Regions from separate parts of the Homo sapiens genome. Here region 1 is linked to region 2. Evidence: chromatin loops called from intact Hi-C (ENCODE). Cell type or tissue: PC-9. All regions are shown on one strand. Links, peaks and the distances in the headings refer to the core of each region. The heading gives the core; the rest is flanking DNA. Region 1 overlaps LINC02288 (long intergenic non-protein coding RNA 2288). Region 2 has its middle 12 kb from the start of LINC01629.

Region 1 (11,515 bases), core at 2,446-10,445, 120 kb before region 2:
TTGGGCCACTGGACTCCAGCTTGGGCAACAGAGTGAGACCCTGTCTTAAAAAAAAAAAAAAAAAAAGTTCCCATCTCTAAGGTTTTCTCCTGAAGTTCCCTGTTCTGCACCTCCATTTCAGGTACAGCTATGACTCCATCTTCAACCCCTAGAAATCCAGCATCCTCTTCCAACTTCTTTCTGCTGACATCCCTTTGCCCTTCTCAGAGGCCCTACAGGACTTAAAATGACCCCCACCTTGGCCCTCTCTCCTGCCATGGTCCATCTGATCCACATGTGGCCCATGGGAAGAACTCACACAGCCCCTTCACTCATCCTAATGCAGTCCCTCCTGGCACAGTCCCATGGGGGCCCACAGCTCCAAGTGGCTGCATGGAAGCCCCCATCACTAGGCTTGAGTTGAAAGCAGTAGGGCCCCTAACTCCTTGGTGGGGTAGCTTACAGCATGGCTTTGCCCTTTCTGGAAGTTTCTATTTCCAAACTCTCCCCATTCTCCACACTCTATATTGTTGGTAGGCTGAGGGCCCTGAGTGCTATGCAACTGGTTCCCCATTATTTCCTTTGTAAATACTACATATGGGAGTCTGTCTCATGTTCAGTTTGCTATCTGATGATATTGTGGTAGCCTGCTTCCACAATGGCCCCTCATTGTCCCCATCTCCTGGTATTCACATCATTGTGTCTCCTCCCTCCGTGAACAGGGCCGACCCTTGTAGCCACTTGCTATTGCAGAGCTGATGGCATGCATCTTCTGAGGCTAGGTCATTGTTGTGTGTTTAATGATGTCCCCCAGAAGATATGTTGCAGCCCTAACCCCCAGGGCCTATAAATGTGACCTTTTCTGGAAATAGTCTTCGCAGTTGTAATCAAGGGTTGTTCTTGACTAGAGTGGGCCCTACATCCAATGACTGGTGTTCTCATAAGGAGAGAGAGACAAAGAGTAGACAGACACAAGGGAGAAGGCCGTGTGAAGATGGAGACAGAGATTGGAATGATACAGCCACAAGCCAAGAAACATCTGCGGCCGTCAGAAGTTGGAAGAGGCAAGGAATGATTTATTCTTTCCCACTCATTGTTTCACCAATGAGCACCTTCCATGTGCCACCGTTCTGACCCTGCTGACAATGTGGTTTCAGACTTCTGGCCCCCAGAACTGTGAAAGAGTAAATTTCTGTTAAGTTATCTTGCTTGTGGTACTTTGTTACAGCAGCCCTGTGGATCTAATATAGTCATAAGAGACATTGTGACCTCCTCCCTGCTCTCTTGAACCACTCATTCTGGGAGAAGTCAGCTGCCATGTCATGAAGCTACTCAGGGAGGTCCATGGAGAGGTCCACATGGCAAGGAACTGAGGCCTCCTGCCAGTAGCCAGCACCATCTTGCTGGCCATGTGAGCGTGCCATCTTAGATGCAGATCATACGGCCCCAGTCAAGCCTTCAAATGACTGCATCCCTACTTGACATTTTGACTGTAACCTCATGACAAACCCTAAGCCAGAACACCAGCTAAGCCACTCCCCAATTCCTCATCAAGAGAAACTGAGATAATAAATGTTTATTATTGTTTTAAGCTACTAAATTTTGAGGTAATCTGTTATGTAGCAATAGATAACTAATACTGATATCTGTCATATTGGGGCCTCAGTGTAACTTGGAACAGAAAGAGTTCCATATTATAATTCTTAAACATTACTTGGAATGGTTAGGGGCCCCAGTGCTATTCTCTCTGGGGATATTTCCAGCAATGGGCCCCACAGCCATTTATAGTGAGTTGTCCCACTTACTCTTTCACCAGTGAGCACTTTCCATGTGTCAGATGCCATATTAGAGACTGGGGCTATAGAAATGAACAGTCTTTTGGGAGGCCGAGGCAGGTGGATCACCTGAGGTCAAGAATTTGAGACCAGTCTGACCAACATGGAGAAACCCCGTCTCTACTAAAAAAAAAAAAAATACAAAATTAGCTGGGTGTGGTGGTGCATGCCTGTAATCCCAGCTACTTGGGAGGCTGAGGCAGGAGAATCACTTGAACCTGAGAGGCGGAGGTTGTGGTAAGCCAAGATTACACCATTGCACTCCAGCCTGGGCAACAAGAGTGAAATTCCATCTCAAAAAAAGAAAAAAAAGAAATGAACAGCCCTGTTCTTAATCACTTAACCAGTGGTCATTATGGTCTCTGCTAGTAGAGCACTATGGGCAAGAAGGACAGCACTGCTTTGCAGGGAAGGGAAAAGAGAGACATCACTGAGGCACTGAAGAGGAGAAGCATTCAGTGGTATGACCTTGAAGAGACAAGAAGAGGACCAAGTTCAAGAGTCTGCAAGAACAGTGGGAGGTAGAGCTGGAACTAGAATCCAGACACCCCACTTCTAGTCTTGAATTTGCGCTTCCTGAACTACACAGAGGCTGGCTCATGGTACCAGGGTCTCTAAAGATACCTGGAGGCATGAACTTGAATCCTGCTGGGATACTACTCTTTGAATAATAATTTCTCTATGGAAAGGCAGGGTACAAAGTCTTGGAATCTTGTTTCTGCTCTGCCATCTTAGCTAAATAACTCCCTTTGGAGATCCTTTGAACCCTGATAGATCAGCAAGCCCCCTCTGAAACATCATAAGCCTCAGGGCAAGAAGGCTGGCCTTCTCCTCCATCTGAATCCCAGCCCTTCTTTTTTTGAGATGGAGTTTTGCTCTTGTTGCCCAGGCTGGAGTGCAATGGCGCGATCTCGGCTCACCACAACCTCTGCCTCCTGGGTTCTAGCGATTCTCCTGCCTCAGCCTCCTGAGTAGCTGGGATTACAGGCATGCAAAACCATGCCCTGCTAATTTTGTATTTTAAGTAGAGACAGGGTTTCTCCATGTTGGAAAGGCTGGTCTTGAACTCTCGACTTCAGGTGATCCGCCCGCCTCTAGCCCTTCTTAGTAGTGGTGTTTTCTAAACAGGTTAGATAAGAATTTGACACCTGCTGAAATCTCCAGGCTGGCTCCTCCCAAGGTCAAATTGCACATCTTGCCAACGAGAACAGCCTTCACTTCTTGAGCATCTACTCAGCAGCAAGTGATTTCTCTAATCTTCACAACACCCTCTCAAGGCAAGGGATCATGGGCCACACTTGGCAATCTAGGAAAGTGAAGTTCAAGAACAAGCCCCAGGACACACAGCTAGTGACAGCGAGGCACAGAGCTGGGATTCCAACCCAGGCCTGTCTAACCCTAAAGCTCCTCCTATCCACCTCCTCCTTGCTGCCACAGAAGGTGACTCAGAGGTACTCAGTCTGGAGAATTCAAGCCAGTATCCCAGGAAGTGGAATTTTCTCCAGTGTTCTAGGAAGGAGGGATTACCATGGCATGGGGTGGGCCAGGTAGACACAAGAGGCAGTGAAGGTGCATAAAGTGGTGATTAAAGGGAATGGAGTCTACTGTGGTTTGGATATGGTTGCGTCAACCTAAACTCATGTTGAAATTTGACCCTCGGTGTGGTGGTGGTGGGAGGTGGGGCCTAGTGGGAGGTGTCTGGGTCATGGGGGCAGATCTCTCATGAAGGGCTTAGTGCCATCCTCACAGTGGAGAGTGAGTTTTCACCCTGGCAAGACTGGATTCTTGTAGGAATGGATTTGTTCCCAAGACAGTGGGTTGTTATAAAGCCAGGATGCCCCTTGGGTTTTCCCTTCTTTGCAAGTGTTCACTCTCCCTTTGACCTTCTGTATGTCGCAGCCCTCACCAGAGGCTGAGCAGATGCTGAGGCCATGCTTCTTGATTCTCCCAGCCAACAGATCTGTAAGCTGAATAAACCTCTCTTCTTTATAAATTACCCCGTCTCAGGTATCCTGTTATGGCAACACGAAATGGACTAAGACAGGCGGGTGACAGATTGTCCAGGTTTGAAACATAGCTTTTCCTTGTGCACCGCATCTCAGGTTCTTCATCTGAAAATTGGGGATAAGAACATGTACCTCCTTGGGTTTGGGGGAAGATTAAATGAGATAATGCATGTGAAATTCATGGCAAGAGTAAACTGCCCATTACATCTTTCTGCTTTTAACATTGCTATTGACATTACTTTCCCTCCATGGTCACTAGACTCTTGTATCAGGCCAGTATTTGAAGACAGACAAATTTAAACGAAATAGATGTAACTTGGAGGATGATGGCAGAGAAATCTGTGGCTTGACGGTTTTTTTTTTTTTTTTTTTTTTGAGACAGAGTCTTGCACTGTTGCCCAGGCTGGAGTGCAGTAGCATGATCTCAGCTCACTGCAACCTCCGCCTCCCGGGTTCAAGCGATTCTCCTTCCTCAACCTCCCTAGTAGCTGGGATTACAGGTGCCCGCTACCATGCCTGCTAATTTTTTGTATTTTTATAGAGACAGGGTTTCACTATGTTGGCCAGGCTGGTCTCGAACTCCTGACCTCGTGATCCACCCGTTTCGGCCTCCCAAAGTGCTGGGATTACAGGCGTGAGCCACCGCGCCTGGCCTTGAAGGTTGTTTTTCTAATTTTTTTTCCCAGCTCTAAGACAGCTCCCTGTGTAAGATGATGAGTGTGATTAATTGCAATCAGCTCCTCTCCATGTAATGAGGGAAGCTGGATGTCATCCTCTGGCTTCTGTCCAAGCTGATGCAGTTACCTATTGTGTCCACAGGATGTCACTATCAATCACGCTTCGACTGAGTACAGCCAAACCAGGATACTCAGGGACTTGGAATCTGTTACCAGACTTTTATTTAGTACAGACACAGCGCCAGGGGGCTGAGCATTCTTCAGCAACACCCTTTGGACCCCTTTCTACACCATCATGCTGTATGAACAGAAGGGTTGGGGACATGAAGGAGCAGCTCAGCTAAGGTGACCCAGATGGTTGGGCTCAGAGCTGGAAGAACACCGTGGTCTTCTGACTCCCAATTCCTGCATCTGTCCTGCTTGTAAGAGGCTTGCCAAGAACAGGAGCTTTTGTTTGTAGGTCTCTAGGGATGGCCACCACAGGGAGTGTGATTTGAAGATGGGGTCGGCGTGACATTACAGGCCCCCTTTAGGCTCTGCTGGGTTGCAGGCCAGCTCTCTGGGCTGCCTTTCTGATGGCTGCTATTTTAAAGGCAGATAGGATGAAGTTAGCAACAACTTATATCATTAAACTAGCAAGGGCTCAGGAGGGGCAGCCCCCTTCTGGGAATGTGCCTAGCTCCTGCTCCAGAATGGAGGAGTTTCTGTGGCTCTAGGAGAGCTGGCCTTCTATGGAGTCTGAGCAATGTACCGCACGGGGAGGAGAAGACGCTTCCAGAAGATACCAGTGTTTCTATCCAGAGACGTTTCCAGGACACCACGTTAAGCAGCAGAGACACTAGAAGCCAAGGCACCTATGGTCTGGTGTGGATGTGTGCCTCCTGTGCCTCAGTGGCATCATCCGTACCATGGGAGGTGTGTAATGAGGGGTGAGATCACGTCTGTGAGGGCACGTACATAGTAGATGCCCAGGAAGTGCCAGTCCCCATCTCCTTCCCAGTTTCTTCAAAGCCTTCTGGAAGGCACTGGCATAGCCCAGTCCTGAGGCACTGCTTTTTCTTTCATGGATGATCAGGAGCTTCTGTGATTTCTTCCCCCTCACTCTTCATTTTGCCAAGATGTTGCCCATAGTAACCTCAGCAGTGGAGCGAGGATTCTGCACTGTTCCACTGCCCTGGGGCTGCACACCCACGTGAGCGGGGCCGACCCGTCCCAGAGCGCTTTGCCCTCAGAAGGCAGCATCACCTGCAGGAGCAATGCCATGGACAGCTCTGGCTTGTCCTCCAGGGCCCTGGCATGGTCAGTGAGAAAATGCCCCTGGGGCATGGGCTTCTCCTGTCAGTCAAGTTCAGAAGGCTTCCTGGGGTAGGTAGAGACGCTCCCTACCCAGCTGAGTTATTGAAATGATAGGAGGGAGAAGGGAAGGTCTGGGCATGTGGCACTGTGATTTTTTTTTCTTTCTTCTTTTTTTTTTTTTTTTTTTTTGGAGACTCGGGGTAGAAATGAGGACAGGAAGAAGTACAATCCGTCTGGGATTGGTTTATTTTTATTGCTTTTTAAAATCATGTGACTAATTGGTGTTCATTGAAAAAGAGAAAACAAAAATAAGCCAAGAGAAGACAGCAAAAATAATCTGTTAACATCTTGGCAAATATCCTTTTTCTCTGCATAGAAACGGAGAATACTTTTGTTTCACTTATAAAATGTTTCTTAATGTACACAGCTTTATAACCTGCTTTTTGCTTAATGGGACAATATACTAGGACATGTTTTCAGGCCAACAGATAAATATACTTCACTTGCATTGATGCTATTGGCTCCATGGTGTTCTGGTGGTTGGTAATTTACCCTGTCATTCTGTCTCCCTTTACTCAGTGGCAAAAATGACCTGGGCACCTGCACCTGGGCCTGGGCTGGACATCAGTCCTTGGCAGATGGGGAAGGTTGGCGACCAGCAAGGCACAGAATAAGGACACACGGTCCCAGCAGACCCTTGGGATGACCTTGACCACTTGGACCTTGGAGAGAGAGTGGAGAGGAGAAGAACAGAGGGCAAAGCCACATGGAAGGGAGGGTGCAGGTGGCTGGTGGCTGGAACTCCTAGAGGCTGAGCAGTGGGGGTTGCAGGAGAGAACTGGCTCCTTCTAGACAGGGGAATATCGTGGTTAGGGTTCTGGAGTCAGATTCAATCTGGGCTCTGTCACCTACTAGCTGGGGAACAAATAATTGCGCCTTGGATCATCACCTATAAAACTAATAATAGCTACTAATCAGATTGATGTAAGTGCCAGGATTAAATGAGAGAGTCTACAAGCTATAAAAAGTGCTATGTGGCAGCTGCCTTTAAACATTCCTAACATTGGCTTTGTTATTATTGTTGCTGCATTTCCAGGTAACGCAGAAGGGCTTCTCTCTTCCCTAGCCCATCCCTCTGCCTCATTTCTCTCACATTCCTGCTTCTCCTCTTTCTCTTCCTTTTCAACCCTGCAAAAGCCTTGGCTTCGGGAGCAGTGGCAGGAGGGAGGGAAGAGGAGGCTGCAGCCGCTACAGCCTCATGCCACATGGGGGCAGCAAGGCCCTCTGAAATGTGGGCCTGCCTCTCCCACCGCACCTTCTGGCGGGTGCAATGGCCCAGAAGAAAGAAATCCATACCCACCTGGGCCCAGGTAGGGGGGCACTGCCCAGAGGGGTCCCACGGTCCCCAGCCTGGGTCAGCCAGGCCCTGGCAGAGTGGGTGACTGTTACGACAGGTCCCAGGAAGGCAGGGTGCCCCAGAGTGGGGCCGGGTCTGCTCAAGAGGGAGTTGGAGAATCTGGAGAAGGGTGGGAAGGAGGTGTGAGAGTCCTCCAGGAACCTACAAGCCTCCAGGTGCCATGAGAGATGGTCCTGGAAAATTGGCCAGCCGAACTTGGTCTTTGGGACAACCCAGAAGAGAGAATTAAGTGGGAGTCAGTATAGCACAGTGGCTCAGCACATGGGCTCTGGGGGCTGGCTGGACCTGGCGTCCACTAGTGGCTCTGGCGCTTACCAGCTGTGTGGCCTGGATCAATTCACTTAACCTCTCTGAGCCTCCATTTCCTCACCTGTAAATAATAGTGGTACCTACCTCATAGAGTTTGTGAAAACTAAGTAAGGTAATATACATGGAGCACTTGGCACACTGCCCAATCCATGGCAGCTTAGTTATTTTTATCATTATCAGGTAAGTTGGCCTGAAGAGCTGGGAGACAGTTATGTATAGAAAATGAATGTGCTGGCCGTGCACATGCATGGTGGCTCAAGCCTATAATCCTAGCACCTTGGGAGGCAAGGTGAGAGGACTGCTTGAGGCCAGGAGTTCAAGCCCAGCCTGGCCAGCATGGTGAAACCCCATCTCTACTAAAAATACAAAAATTAGCTGGGGGTGGTGGCACATGCCTGTAGTCCTAGCTACTCAGGAGGCTTAGGCAGAAGAATTGCTTGAACCTGGGAGGTGGAGGTTGCAGTGAGTCAAGATCACGCCACTGTACCTCAGCCTGGGCAACAGAGTGAGACTCCCTCTCAAAAAAAAAAAAAAAAGAAAAGAAAAGAAAAAGAAAAAATGTGTTTCCCCAAGTTCACAGCTGTGGCTGGGTATTCTTTGCAGAACCAAGTTGGAGTATGCATGGCTGGGGATCTGGAGAGGAAAGAATTGGGGGGTTGGGGTCAAAGGGCAATCATAATAAAGAACAAGGGGTGGGGGCCTCTAGGCTTGGCTGCTTTGAAACCAGGTAAAGACTCCAGTCGCCTTCCTGGTTAAGGAACATGTTGTATGTGTTCACACCACACCTCTTTCCTCCAGGCTGCCCTTGAAGCAGTCCCACTCCTCCTGGGGGTGCAGAGCAGGGGTCCACAGTGGTGCCTGCATGGGAAGCAGAAGAGGGCTGGCATGGAGAAGGGGGGCTCAGTGACCTTAAGCATCTAAGGCCTGATGGTCAACTTGGGTCCACCCTGCAGGGAAGCAGGTGCCCCTGCTGGCCTTCTTGCCATGCACAGGCAGACTGGGCCCTGGACCAGGCCTCCCACTTCCTGCTAATGAGGCGCGGCTCCTCCAAGGGCAGAGGGGCTATGCTCCTGGCAGGCGGGCTAGCACGTTGGTGAGCAAGGGTGAGAGTATGTCTGCCTGTGTTCTTTTAACTTCTGCAGAAAGGTCACCGAGGGGTCTCCATTACGAGCGGTCTTGAGCCCTGTACTATTTTTTCATACAATTTAATCTACTCCCTGGATGGCCTCCAGTGTGTGAGCCACTGACAATCGCAGGTTTTTGCAATTGATTTCCTGGAAGCAGCGGCCCAGCCGGCAGCCACATGATGGATGTATGCTAGGCAACCTGGTTCAGCAGAGGCTGAAGGGGCTTAGGAACCCCAGGCTGCCCTCCCACACCATGGCAAGGTCCCTGAAATGTCGGAAGCATGCACTTCTGCCCTCCAGCTCCACCCTGAATCATCAATGCCTGGAGAACCACTCACACATGTGCACAAAGAGACATGGGTGAGCATGCTCGGTGCAGAATTGTTTGTATGGTAAAAACTGGAGCCACCTTATCTCTTCATCAGGCAGGGCTGCTGCATTCTGGGTGTGGATGGCATCCCCTGGAATTGTGCAGAGGCACCATTTACCATGAAAACCTTTTGACCCATGTCCTCTAGAGCTGGGACCCTGAGTGAGGGGGAGTGAGAGGGGCGTGGTTGAATCAACTGTGTTACAGGCACGCATGGAATATTAGGTAGAGGTTAAAAACAAAAAATGAGGATAGCCAGGTGTGGTGGTGCTCACCTGTAGTCCCAGCTACTCATGAGGCTGAGGCAGGAGGATTGCTTGAGCCCAGGAGGTTGAGGGTGCAGTAAGCTATGATTGTATTAGTGCACTCTAGCCTGGGCAACAGAGTGAAACCGCATCTCTAGAAGAAAGAAAAAAAAAAAAGAGGAAGTCCTATTTTTGTTGACATGAGAAAATGTCCAGAATATACAGTTATGGGGGAAAAGTTGCAAAGCAATGTGGTCAGCATGATCCCCTTCATGTAAAATCAAAGCAAAACAAAGATCTTGACATCATCCCCCTGGGTACATACATGTATTATGCATGTAAACGCCCAGAAGTCTGGGATGATTGGGGAAAACGGTGATATTGGCCGGAAATGGAATAAAAGGAATTTTTCACTTTTCTTTCTTTCTTTCTTTCTTTTTTTTTTTTTTTGAGACAGATTCTTGCTTTGTCACCTGTCACCCAGGCTGGAATGCAGTGGCAAGATAGCTCACTCCAACCTCTGCCTCCCGAGTTCAAGCGATTCTCCTGCCTCTGCCTCCCGAGTAGCTAGGATTACAGGCACGCACCAATACACCCGGGTAATTTTTGTATTTTTAGTAGAGATGGGGTTTCACCATGTTGGCCAGGCTGGTCTTGAACGCCTGACCTCAAGTTATCCACCCGCCTCGGCCTCCCAAAGTGCCGGGATTACAAGTGTGAGCCACCGCGCCTGGCTCACTTTTCTTCTCTCTTTACCTCTGTGCTCACATTTTTTCCCCAGGGAGGGAAAAAAAAATTGTGTAAAAATAAAAAAAGAAAAAGAAACTTCCCTCCTTTCTTCTTTGCCTGTTACCTAACTCCCTTATCCGTCAAATCCTTCCCCAAATTCCCAAATTCCCATTTTTTATCATCTCCTACGGAGAGCAGCTCCCTCCAAAGTTCCTTCCCATTTACTCTCCAAGAACGAGCCCTGGGCAGGAGAGCTGGACATTGCCTGGACCCACATCAAAAGGCTCCTGCTGTGCTGGAAGGGTCAAAGCATCCTAGGCCCATCCTGGCCTTGTGATCTGAGTCTGGGGCTGCGGTGGCCAGGTTGTCCAGTGGACACTGTAGAGGCAGCCTCGGGGTGAGAAGCCCCTCATGTGGACCCGCAGCAGGGGACATAAGTGGGAAGGAACCCAAAGGCTCAGGGGGAAGCAGGGGTGTCGCTACATCAAGTAAAGCTCCTTCTCGCACCTGCCAGCATGCTGGGAGGATGCTACCTCTAGCATCCTAGGGATGGCAGAAAGGGGCAAGCATGGCTCTGCCTCCTGCCTCTGTGCCTGGTGCAGGCTCCACTGTGGTGTGGGGTCTCTGGCAGTGAGGACTAGGCTACAGCCACCACTCTGGCCTGTGAATCCTAAAGGAGCCAGGGCATGACAGTCCCCACTGCCAACCTAGAGTCCCTCAAACTCTCTATCTAGCCTGGCACTGCCTCCCTCGTCCTGCCAGACCCAGGGCAACAGCTGTGACTCTCCAGGGCTGTGCTCTGAGGGAGGAGCCCTTCCATTCTAGAGATTGCATGGTTGCCAAGCCTACCAAGGGCCCAGCCTTCACTGCCCGGGGAGCCTTTGTTTTCTCCTTCCTTGTTCTAGAAGGAAGAATGGGGGCTAGGGGCACGATCATGTACTATACACCTCTTCTGAGATAGGATCCCAGCTGGTTTCCTGATACTTCAGCCCATTCACATTCCTTAACTGCCCTATAGATGAGGCTCACAGACATGGGAGTGATGGGGTGTGATTTGGCCACACAACCCAAAGATATGGAGCTGAGACCCATACCCAGGTCCTTCCATCCCAGGGGCCACTCATTCCTACAATGCCTCAGTGCAGGCTTGCTGCTCTGCAGGCTCAGAGAGGATGCTTACCCTTTACTCCTGGTGAGCAGAGAACCTAGCCACGGAAGGAAGCCCAAAGAGGGACAAGCTCCTGGGGCTCCTGGGGGCCCCCCAGCCCTCCCTGACCCTCCTCTGCGGGGGCTGCTTCCAGGGGTCTTCCTTGCTTCCCAGTCCTCTGCATGCTTCCCTGACACCTCCACTTATGGAGCTCAGACCCTGCTTGCTGGAGTCAGGTCAGCCGGGCCTTGACCCCGCCCCTCCCCTGCTTGTGGATTTAGGGGCCTTTTTGCTGGCATCACCCTGTCCCAGCCAGACCGGGAGGACCCCTTCTTCTAAGCTCTCAGCCCTTCCTGCCAACATCTTTTAGCCAAGATT
Region 2 (11,515 bases), core at 2,412-10,411:
CTCTGTCTCAAAAAAAAAAAAATAAAGAAAGAAACAGGGTCTCCTTTGGTCACTGCCCTACAGGCTGGAGTGCAGGGGCACAATCATAGCTCACTATAAGCTCACACTACTGGGCTCAAGTGATCCTGCCGCTGCAGCCTCATGAGTAGCTGGGGCTACAGGCACGATACCCAGCCAGTTTTTTTTTTCTTTTGAAGGGGTCTCACCATGTTGCCCAGGCTAGTCTCAAACTCCTGGCCTCAAGCAATTCTCCCACCTCAGCCTCCCAAAGTGTTGGAATTACAAGCATGAGCCACCACGCCCAGTCTCAATGAATATTTTTTTGAGTGCCCACAGTGCATCAGGCCCTGTCTAGACACAGGGACATAACCATGAAAACAGTTTGTTTGTTTGTTTTTGAGTCGGAGTCTCGCTCTGGTGCTCAGGCTGGAGTGCAGTAGCGAGATCTCGGCTCACTGCAATCTCCACCTTGCAGGTTCAGGTGATCCTCCTGCCTCAGCCTCCCAAGTAGCTGGGACTACAGGCATGTGCCACCATGCCCAGCTAATTTTTTTGTATCTTCAGTAGAGACGGGGTTTTATCATGTTGGCCAGGCTGGTCTTGAACTCCTGACCTCAAGTGATCCACCTGTCTTGGCCTCCCAAAGTGCTGGGATTAAGGCGTGAGCCACCGCGCCCAGCCGGAAACAGATTTTTAAAATCCCGGTCCTCATAGAGCTTACATTCCATTGGAGGGAGAGTCAATAACCAAAATACGTGAAAGTTTTAGTACATAAGATGGTGACATGTGCTATGGAGAAAAATACAGAAGGGAAGGAGGATAAGGATGCTGGAGTCGGGATGGGTTTGTAATTTTAAGAAGAAAGGTTGGAAAAAGCTTGCTGAGAAGGTAGCACTGATTCTAATTTATTATCTCTTCAATACTCACAAAAAGCCAAGGCACGGTGGCTCATGCCTATAATCCCAACATTTTGGGAGGCCGACGCGGGAGGATTGTGTGAGCCCAGGAGTTTGAGACTGGTTTGGGCAACATAGTGAGACCCCATCTCTACCAAGAAATACTAAAATTAGCCAGGAGTGTTGGCATGTGCCTGTAGTCCCAACTACTGGGGAGGCTGAGGTGAGAGGATCGCTTGAACCCAGGAGGTCAAGGCTGTGGTGAGCTCTGATCATGCCACTGCACTCCAGCCTGGGTGACACTACCAGACCCTGTCTCAAAAAAACAAAAAACAAAAAACAAAAAAAGCCAAGAATGCAGAATACAGTCACAATTATTAAGGAAGACGACACCAATGCCCAAGTAAGGAGTCCAAGGTCAGAAGGCTGAGAAGGGGCAGATCCGAAAGTCAAGTTCAGGTTATGTCTGTGCTTGTAACAACCACAGCATGATATTGGACACACAGAGAGAAAATGGAATGAAAAAGAAAAAGGAAGTAAGAGGGTGTATGGCCAGCCTTGCAATGGTGGCCATCTGTTTTCCAACTGAAAATCAGGACACGATCTGAAAGGATTTTCCTGTTGCTCGCAATGAGAGAGGCCGTCTGGGAGAGGCGATTTGGATGTGGGCCTGAAGGGTGGGATTTCTGAGACATTCCAGTGGCTTGTGGGGCCCACGAGGGAGTCCAAGGGTAGGGCATTTTCATGGCAACCTCAGTCTGGCCATTGGGACAGAAGCCTAGTGCAGACCTGGCAGAGAAACCGTGCTGGGCGTGGACCTGAGACTCGGAGGGCCAGGGGGCATGGGGAGCCACTGAGCAGCCAACACCGAGGGGACGAGGGGGCATGGTAGGGGGAGAGGGGAGTGTGTGGCTGGCAGCCCACACCCTAGGCCAATCTGGAGGATGGGCTGGCTGGTTCCAGGACGCCCCCTGGAAGGAGTCTGAAGGGCAGCTGTGGAAAGAACCCAACCTTTCCTGTTAGCCCAGCCTGGGTTTGAAAGTTCTCTCTGCCACTTCCTGCTCTATGGCCCTGGGCAAGTCACACAACTTCCACGAGCGTGTTTCCTCATGTGTGAAATGGGGAGAACAACGCACTCATAGGGTAGTTGCAAGGATTCTCATGCATTGAGATAACGCATGAACTGTGTTTGGCAGACTGCAGACTCCATAAATGAGTATTGCTGTTTCCCTCCACCCAGTGGGGCACTGGGGGCATGCCAAGATGGTGAGCCGGGTGGAATGGAAAGAATTGTGGGGCTTGGGAAACGGATGACCCAGTCACCCAGGGTAGTTTCAGCCTCCCAGCCAATTCCTGCACGTGGGCTGGGGCTTCGTCAGCAACAGAACAATACTCTTCCCCAAAGGCCGGGCCCACAGTGCAAGCCCTCCTCCCAGTCCCACCACTCTGCAGCTTTGGTGCCCTGGTGGATGGGCCTTGCCACCCACCCACCCCTTCAGGCATCCTGAGCAGCACCAGGGCCCATAGTGCCCTCTGCTCTGGTGAACAGCCAAGGTGCCTTCAGAAGGAACAGAGGGGCTCCCATAGCTTCTGCTGGGTGATCCCTTCCTTTCTGCCCAGCTGCCTAGGCGCCTTCCAGTAAACTCCATTGCTGCCCGCACTGTTGCTTCCGGAAGATTGTCCTTAAAGAAAGGAAAGAGAACCAGAAAGAACTTTTGCATCCCCCCACCACCTGCCCCCTACACACCCTTCCATGGGCTGAGCTGCATTCCTCCAGCCCCGGACGAGCCAAGGAGAGCTGGAAACCAGCCCAGCTTTTACCAATAATTCACCATGTGACCTTAAACATCCTTTCTAGGTCTCCTTGCCTTCATTTGTAAAGTGAGGGGTTCAGATTAGATCATCTCTAAAGTCTAGTCATAACCTCTAAATGATTGCATTCATCTATTCTTTTTTCTCTTCCTTCATTCATAGCACTTATACTTCCTGACATAGTATATTAGCATATTTCTTATTTGTTTGTTTATGTCTGTCTTAGTCCTCTCCAGCTCCCTGAGGGCACAAGTTTTTCTTTTTCTTTCTTTTTTTTTTTTTTTCACTGTTATATCCCTGCCACTTACAAAAAAGACAGTAGGAACTTATAACTGTCTGTGTACTGGAAGGAAACAGAAGATTGAACACTCAAATAGAGTGACCAAGGGTTCAAATAAGAACAGAAGGTGGGGTGCGGTGGCTCATGCCTGCAATCTCAGCACTTTGGGAGGCTGAGGCGGATGGATCACGAGGTCAGGAGATCAGACCCTCCTGGCTAACACGGTGAATCCCCGTCTCTATTAAAAATACAAAAAATTAGCCGAGTGTGGTGGCACACGCCTGTAGTCCCAGCTACTTGGGAGGCTGAGGCAGGAGAATTGCTTGAACCCGGGAGGCAGAGGTTGCAGTGAGCCAAATTGCGCCACTGCACTCCAGCCTGGGCGACAGAGTGAGACTCCGTCTCAAAAAAAAAAAAAAAAAAAAAGAACAGAAAGAACTGGCCGGGTGCGGTGGCTCATGCCTGTAATCCCAGCACTTTGGGAAGCTGAGGCAGGCAGATCATTTGAGGCCAGGAGTTCAAAACCAGCCTGGCCAACATGGTGAAACCCTGTCTCCACTAAGAAGTACAAAAACTAGCCAGGCGTGGTGGTGGGCACCTGTAATGCAAGCTACTTGGGAGGCTGGAGCAGGAGAATCACTTCAACCCAGCAGGCGGAGGTTACAGTGAGCTGAGATCATATCAGTGCACTCCAGCCTGGGGGACAGAGGGAAGACTGTCTCATGGAAAAATAAAATAAAATAAAATAAAATAAAATAAAATAAAAGAATATAAAAAACTATATATATATTTTTGTTTGTTTGTTTGAGATATAGTCTCATTAGTGCAGTGGTGTGATCTCGGCTCACTGTAACCTCTGCCTCCTGGTTCAAGCAATTCTCCTGCCTCAGTCTCCCAAGCAGCTGGGACCACAGACACGCGCCACCATGTTCGGCTAATTTTTTTTGTATTTTTTAATGGAGATGGGGTTTTACCATGTTGGCCAGGCTGGTCTTGAACCCCTGACCTCAGGTGATCCTCCCACCTCGGCCACCCAAAGTGCTGGGATTACAGGTGTGAGCCACTGTGCCCGGCTGTAAAGAACTATTTCTAAAGTTGTAGACGAAGTAAGGAGACCAATAAGGAAGGGAGATGCATCCCAGGGCTAACAGCAGAGTAGTGGGTGGGGCTGAGGGGGCGAGGCCAGGGAACCCTCCAGAGCTGTGGCTGAGCTAAGCTGCAGGAGAGGACCAGAGGACAAGAGCTGCAGGCATGGGCAGAGGAAAGCAGCCACTGGCACCCCATGCCCAGCAAGGAAGTGAGTGTGGGGTAAATACCCCGACCTCTTTATCCTTCTGCCCTCCAGTCACCTGCCACCTTATTCCATTGGCTGAATCTAACCCGAAGCCAAGGGGTAAGAACGCTCTGTGGCACAGTCCTGAGAGGTCAGGGTAAGGAAAAGGTGGAGGAGGGTGGACTATGGATCTAGAGAGGAAGTGTGGATTCAGGGCAGCACCTGATCAACATTGCTGAGCACTGGCTCGGTGCCGGAGTGCCTGTGCTGTAGCTGGACATGTGACAAGCAAGTTTAAAATCAAGGTCTCTGCCCACCAGGCAGCACAAACAGGATGCCTTGGCTGGGTCTTGGGGAGCCCCGCTTTCCCTCTGCCCCGGGGACTCCTATCCATATCTGATTTTTGGAAAAGCCTGCTTTGCAAAATTACACTGACAAATGGAAATTACAGGAGCACCGTTGAAGGGAGGCTGTGGGTGAGGGGAGGTGAGGGTAGGGAAAGGATTTGGAGGGCCTAGGCGGTGAGAACTGGCTGTGGAGCTCTGAACCAGCTCGGGAAGGTGACCTTGACATCAGTTGAGGCTCCAGAGTCTGAAAGGTTCAAATCCCACTCCATCACTCATTTACTGTGTGATGTTGGGCCTGTTCCTTGACACCTCTGATTTTCAGTTTTGGCATCTATGAAAATGGGGGGATGAATAGGACGTAGGAATTTTGTGCGGATTAAACGAGAATCTGTGCAAAGGGCTTAGCATAGTGCCTGAGCACAGGGCAAACACTTTATTATGATAATTAGAGGCCAAGGGCCACACTCCCCCCTTCCCATTTCTCACCCGACATGGGATCTCCACCCCCTTTCCAGCTCCATTTAGCTCTGAGTGTTTTAGGTCATTCTATGCCTGGCATTCTGCCAAGGCTTTGACAAAGACAGGAGTTTCTGCTCATTCATCCTAATGCAAGTTCCTGCGTTTATGATAATAGGGAAAAAATGCATGAAAGGGCTTGCTGCCTGCAGAGGGGAAATCAGCTTAGAATTGAAAATCGGAGTCCTTCCTTGGCCCAGCTTTCCCCTCCCTGAGCTTTGGCAAAGGCTGCAGCAGGGAGGGCAGCGGGGAAGAGAGGAGAGGAGAGGAAGGGGAGGGGGAGGGGGAGGGGGAAGAGCTGGCCAGTGAGGCAGAAGGGCAGGGTGGGGGCAGGGGCGAGGGCCCGGCGCACCCGGATGAATGGGTTTCAGGGTGGCTGAGGAAGCCTGCCAAAAAGGCCAAGTGAAAAGGCCGGCCCCGGGAGGCGCTGCGAGCGGTTTCCTTGGCGACACCAGCTGCTGCCTGGGCCCCGCGCTTGCCGGCTCTTTAGTCCCGGCGGGGCCTCGCCTGCCACCACATGGTTACTCAGCGCGGTAGGGAAGAAAAATCCCACGGGTTGCCTTGGCCCAGGTGTCACCAGCCAGTGCCACCGTGTTCTAGACACCATGCTGCCCCCTGCGTGGGGAGACGAGCACCTGGGAAGTACCCGTTGGTGCCTCCTAGAAGCACATACTTCACCTGGTCCAGTGTGGAAAGAGGGGCTGCCTTGCAGGGGCACGACAGGCTCTCCAAGGCCTACGGGCTTTTTCAGTGGGACATGGCAAGGCCAGTGTGTGTTTGTTAAAGATGGCTGTGCCTACGGAGGACTCCTGGAGGATGGGTGGGATGTGTACCCCGAGAGGCTAGGCCAGGCTTCTGTGGCTTGACCTAGGGCAACGGTAGGAGGTGAGTGATTTCAGATCAGAGTGATTTAAGAGGTACACATGACCAGGCCTGGTGCTTGGTTGGAAGAAGGGATGCCAGGGCTTTGGCTTGGGCAGCAGGCAGGTGGAGCCTGTGTTCCCCAGACAGAAAATAGGGGTTGGGGCCGGTCGGTGAACTGTCTGAAGAGAGGACCCCCTTGTCCCATTCTTTTCTGTTCCACTCCTCCCAATTCTCCCCCACCCCAGAGACTGCAAGGACTTGGATCAGGGTGGGGATGCCCAGGTTTGGTGAATGAATACGTGAAATGAGGAGAGATAAAAAAGTGTGTGAGGCCGGGCGTGGTGGCTCACGCCTGTAATCCCAGCACTTTGGGAGGCCGAGGCGGGCGGATCACCTGAGGTCAGGAGTTCAAGAGCAGCCTGACCAACATGGAGAAACCCCATGTCTATTAAAAATACAAAATTAGCTGGGTGTGGTGGAGCCTGCCTGTAATCCCAGCTACTCTGGAGGCTGAGGCAGGAGAATCGCTTGAACCCAGGAGGCAGAATTCGCAGTGAGCTGAGGTCATGCCATTGCACTCCAGCCTGGGCAACAAGAGCAAAACTCCGTCTCAAAAAAAAAAAAAAAAAGTGTGTGAAACAGCGCTGGGTGCGGTGGCTCATACCTGTAATCTCAACACTTTGGGAGGCTGAGGTGGCAGGATCCCTTGAGCCCAGGAGTTCAAGGCTGCAGTGAGTCATGATTGTGCCTCTGCACTCCAGCCTGGGCAACAAGGAAGACCCCGATTCCAAAAAAAAAAAGTGTCTGAAACAGGGTGGGTGTGGGGAGGGAGAGCATCAGGATAAAGAGCTAATGCATGCGGGGCTTAATACCTAGGTGATGGATTGATAGGGGCAGCAAACCACCATGGCACACGTTTACCTATGTAACAAACCTGCATGTCCTGCACATGTATCCCAGAACTTAAAATAAAAAATATATATATTTTTTGAGATGGAGTCTCGCTCTTTTGCCCAGGCTGGAGTGCAGTGGCGCGACCTCAGCTCACTGCAAGCTCCGCCTCCCGGGTTCACACCATTCTCCTGTCTCAGCCTCCCGAGTAGCTGGGACTACAGGCGCCCACCACCATGCCCAGCTAATTTTATGTATTTTTAGTAGAGACAGGGTTTCACTGTGTTAGCCAGGATGGTCTCGATCTCCTGACCTCGTGATCTGCCCACCTCGGCCTCCCAAAGTGCTGGGATTACAGGCGTGAGCCACCACGCCCGGCCCAAAAGAAAATATTTTTTTAAAAAGAAAGAAAGTGTGTGAAACCAACAAGAGATAGAAATGCACTCTCTCTAGATATTTATATACCATCTCCCTAGAGGCACCACCCAAGACTGCTGGGAACGAGGTAAAGTCACACCAACCTCTCACATGCTGACACATACTCTGATTGAACTTTGTCCCTTAAATGTGTCATTTTGGTTTTTTGGTCGTCTTAGCATTCAAATTGGCTTTCACAATTTTTTTGTTTGTTTTTGAGATGGAGTCTTGCTCTGTCGCCCAGGCTGGAGTGCAGTGGCGTGATCTTGGCTCACTGCAACCTCTGCCTCTTGGGTTCAAGCGATCCTCCTGCCTCAGCCTCCCGAGTAGCTGGAATTACAGGCACCCACCACCACACCCAGCTAATTTTTATATTTTTAGTAGAGACGGGGTTTCACTATATTGGCTAGGCTGGTCTCGAACTCCCGACCTCAGGTGATCCACCTGCCTCGGCCTCCCAAAGTGCTGGGATTACAGGCATGAGCCGCTGCACCCAGGTGGCTTTCACAAATTGATTGCAGTTCTATTTGGCTTTTACTCACTGTAGAGTTTCTTTCACAAGCCATGTGAGGGTGGAGTCCTTTCTCCTGCACCATAAAGCACATCTGTCTACCTGTGAGTGTGTGGGTTGCAGGTGCCCCTTGTTCTAAGTAAGCAGATACAGCAGATAGGTATTTAACCCAGAGAACCAGTTAGTGTTGACCTCGTGCTCTACAGAAGAAATCTCTGCAGCTTTCCTGCAAGGCTGTGAAGTGACAGCACGGCTCAGTGGACACAGAGCTTTACAGGGACACCACTACCTGTGTCATTTTTATGGGGGACTAGCTGGCCGAATGTACACTTTATCGGAATCCTGCCATCTACTCTTATCTTCCAACCTATAACATGCCTGCTACTTGGTGATGAAATGGGGGCTGGGGGCAGGGGCGAGGGGGCGGGCTGTGCACATCCAGGCCTGCCCTGTGTCCGTAATCCTCAGACTTTACCTGATGCCCTTTGTAACAGACTTCCTCACCCAAACTCCTCTCCCGAGACCAGTTTTAGTGTTTGCAGGACCCTTACTTACCACCATCTGTAATTGTTTTGTTGTTTACTTGTTTATGATGAAATGTTTATCGCTCACCTTTAAGGTTTTAGTCCCTAGAAAAGTTTCTGGCAATCAGGAGGACTCAGTTTTGTGTTTTTTGTTTTGTTTTGTTTTTGAGATGGAGTCTAGCTCTGTCACCCAGGCTGGAGTGCAGTGGTGCGATCTTGGCTCATTACAATCTCTGCCTCCCAGGTTCAAACAATTTCTCCTGGCTCAGCCTCTCGAGTGGCTGGGACTACAGGAGCGTGCCACCACACCCAACTAATTTTTGTATTTTTAGTAGAGATGGGGTTTCACCATGTTGGTCAGGCTGGTCTCAAACTCCTGACCTCAAGTGATCCACCTGCCTCGGCCTCCCAAAGTGCTGGAATTACAGGCGTGAACCACCGTGCCCAGCCCAAAAGGCTCAGTTTTTGATAGAGGAATTAACAAGTGAATGAGTGAATGGGCAAACTAGGAGAAGTGGCCAGTTTTTCTTACATGCACTCCTCCTCTGATTGGGTTCAGGAGGCCCTTAGGCAGTTTTCATGTCCATCTTTCTGTTTCCAAGGAGGACTGGATTCCAAATACCCCTGTAGGGGCCGGGTGCAGTGGCTCACACCTGTAATCCCAGTACTTTGGGAGGCCCAGGTGGGCAGATCACTTGATGTCAAGAGTTCAAGACCAGCCTGGACAACATGGTGAAACTCCTGTCTCTATTAAAAATACAAAAATTGGCTGGGTGTGGTGGCGTGCACCTGTAATTCCAGCTACTCTGGAGGCTGAAGCACAAGAATTGCTTGAACCCTGGAGGTGGAAGTCGCAGTAAGCTGAGATCAAGCCATTGTACTCCAGCCTGGGTGACTGAGTGAGACTCTGTCTCAAAAAAATAAAAATTAAAAAATGAATAACAAAAAACAAATACCCCTGTAGACTAGACAAGGGCAAAGCTGTTATTTATCACCCACAGATATTACTTGTGTCCCTATAAGTGCCAGACCCTCTGTGGGATGCAGCAAAGACAGCAGTGGGCAAGACAGCCAGGGTCCCTGTTCTCCTGCAGCTACCGTTTTAGTGTGGTAGACAGACAATATGTTGTAAGTGATACATACATATGAAAAAAGGCCTGTAACAGAGAGTTAAAAAGGCCATCTAATTGAGATAGGGCAGCCAGGGGAGGTCTTTCTGAGAAGGTGACATTCTAGCTGAGCCCTGAAGGTTGAGAAGGAACCAAACATGGGAAGAGCTAATGGGATGATGTTCCAGGGAGTGGGGCCAGAAAGTGCAAAGGCCCTGTGGCAGGAAACAGCTTGGGATGTTCCTGGAAGGCCAGAGGTCAGGAAAACGGGCAGAGTCCAGCGTGGAAGACCCATATAGCCCCTGGCGAGGAGTTTGGGTTTTACTCAAAGTGCACTGGACAATCATTGTAAGGGTTGCCTAGGAGAATTACATAATCGGACCATGCCCTGGCTTCTAGGAGCCAGTATTGGGTGGATTGGGGATGGGGTGGGAAGCAGGATACATCTCTGGAAGTACAGAGCAGTTGGAAGGTGGGAGGGAGGGGAGGTTTAGACAGGTTAGGATGGTGGCCATAAGGGTGGAGAAAAGTGGGTAGAAACGAGACCTGCATGGAGGTGGGGGTGGGTTGGAGCTGGGGAGGGAAGAGGATGAGTCTCCAGGACTTCTGGGTTTCTGGCTGGAGAAACCCAGCAAACCTGGTAAACAATGCAATGTCCAGCTGCTGTCAAAGAAGACCCGATGTTTGTTGGGCCTGTGAGAACTTTCCTGAGAGTCTTATAGATTGGGAAATAAAAGCTTCCACTCCTGCTAAATAAAGAGCCCCGTGTGAATCGCGCCCTAACCGTAGGTGTCTTTGAGGCACAGTGTCACAGGAGCAGAGCTTGGGCAGCAGTGATCATCAACCATTCAGCATGGTTTTGAATCATCTCATTCTTTCTGTGACTGTCCCCAATTCTAACATTTGAAAGCTGGTTGACTGAGAGAGCACTTTACCTTTGAAAGGCCTTCCCGCAGAAAGGGGAGCAGCTTTGTGGCCCCAGAGGGCAGAATCAGACAGTGAGAGGCATGGGGGTAGAGACTGCAGCTCAGCACCAACAGGAAGAGCTTGAGTAATGAGAGCTTTCTCATGGGATGAGCCTCCCATCGGTAGGTGTACTCAAGCAGAGGTGGACAGGATGCTGGGGTGTCTCCAACCTGGCAGCCAGTCAACCAGGAGACTCAATTCCTGTGGTTGTGAACACCCTTTTCATCTTGCTTCCCTGCATCTCAGGAGGATAACAGCTGCCTCCTATCCCCTGCACTAAAACCCCTCTGCTGGCTAAGGACAGCAGCTAAGTCACATCTAAGCCTGCCCTGCTTGTTCTGGGTTTAACAATCTCAGTGTTTCCTCCCACCCACCCGCTCGCCCATGGCCAAGAGAAGAACAAACCCCAGCGTAGGTGGAGAAGTGGGGGCCGGGGTGATGCTGTGCAGGCCTGTCCAAGGCCTCCTGGCTTTTCAGGAAAGGGTGTCCTCATGTCTGTGGGACTACCGAAGCCAGGCTTGGTTCCCTGAAACTCCTCCGCCCACAGGTCAGACTCCTGCAGGGACAATCAAGGGTGTCATGGGTGTGAGACGGGGACTTTCCTGGTCAAGCCTTCTGGACACCCCCCTCCCCTCATCCCAGCTGCACTCCCCAGAACAGCAGCAGCTGCCACTAGATAGGAAGGACCCCACCTCTGGTGTCCTTGGGGAAAGGGGCCTTGCATAGGCGGTGACACAAGCCACTTGGTCCCAGCTGCGGGTGAGGGGAGGGGCTAACACTTCCAGAAGACCCTGAACTCTGGCAGGCCTGATTGCTTTGCTCCAGGGCTGGTCTCAGCTGCTATCATGGATCCCTGGGAGCAGCTGGAGGGAAGAGAGATGGCATCCAGCGCCGATCGATCGTGGGAAGAAGCTGGCCCCTTTGGGAGGTAGCCCTGGGGCATGGCAGCACCACTCCTATCTAGGCTACCTCTGATGATTTTGGTTCTTTCTTTGCATTTCTGAGTCTAAGTTTTCATATCTGGAAAATGGGGATAGAACAATATCTACGTTCTGTGAGAATGGAGTGAAACGATGGACAAGACAAGCCTAGCACAGTTCTGGCACACC

What was found. Peaks named below come from ENCODE experiments on the same cell type or tissue, not always from the same donor. Only the 100,000 strongest peaks of a DNase experiment are listed, where the experiment ranks them.
Region 1: a loop joins it to region 2, with 7 times the contacts of the local background. A loop is called at or near these places in 35 of 110 quality-filtered maps.

The regions. Positions count from the first base shown.
Region 1 is chr14:77,063,971-77,075,485 of GRCh38, reverse strand. It overlaps LINC02288 (long intergenic non-protein coding RNA 2288), which reads right to left. Exons shown (of 4, transcript NR_110554.1): 3 at 9,292-9,415; 4 at 5,983-8,377. LINC02289 (long intergenic non-protein coding RNA 2289) reads left to right here. Exons shown (of 3, transcript NR_110553.1): 2 at 3,714-3,776; 3 at 4,640-6,306. Among named protein-coding and RNA genes, the nearest start is that of LINC02289, 6.5 kb to the left of the region's middle. RefSeq lists an enhancer at 6,937-6,996 and a silencer at 6,966-7,260. In PC-9, for the core only: CTCF peaks have their summits at 4,440, 4,639 (motif pointing right), 6,880, 7,079 (motif pointing right) and 2 weaker places; DNase peaks (open chromatin) are centred at 3,315, 4,635 and 7,035; H3K27ac peaks cover 1,680 bases.
Region 2 is chr14:76,941,414-76,952,928 of GRCh38, reverse strand. No RefSeq gene overlaps it. Among named protein-coding and RNA genes, the nearest start is that of LINC01629, 12 kb to the left of the region's middle. RefSeq lists an enhancer at 10,774-10,883. In PC-9, for the core only: CTCF peaks have their summits at 5,562 and 5,768; DNase peaks (open chromatin) are centred at 2,868, 5,228, 5,568 and 7,418; H3K4me3 peaks cover 335 bases; H3K27ac peaks cover 5,047 bases.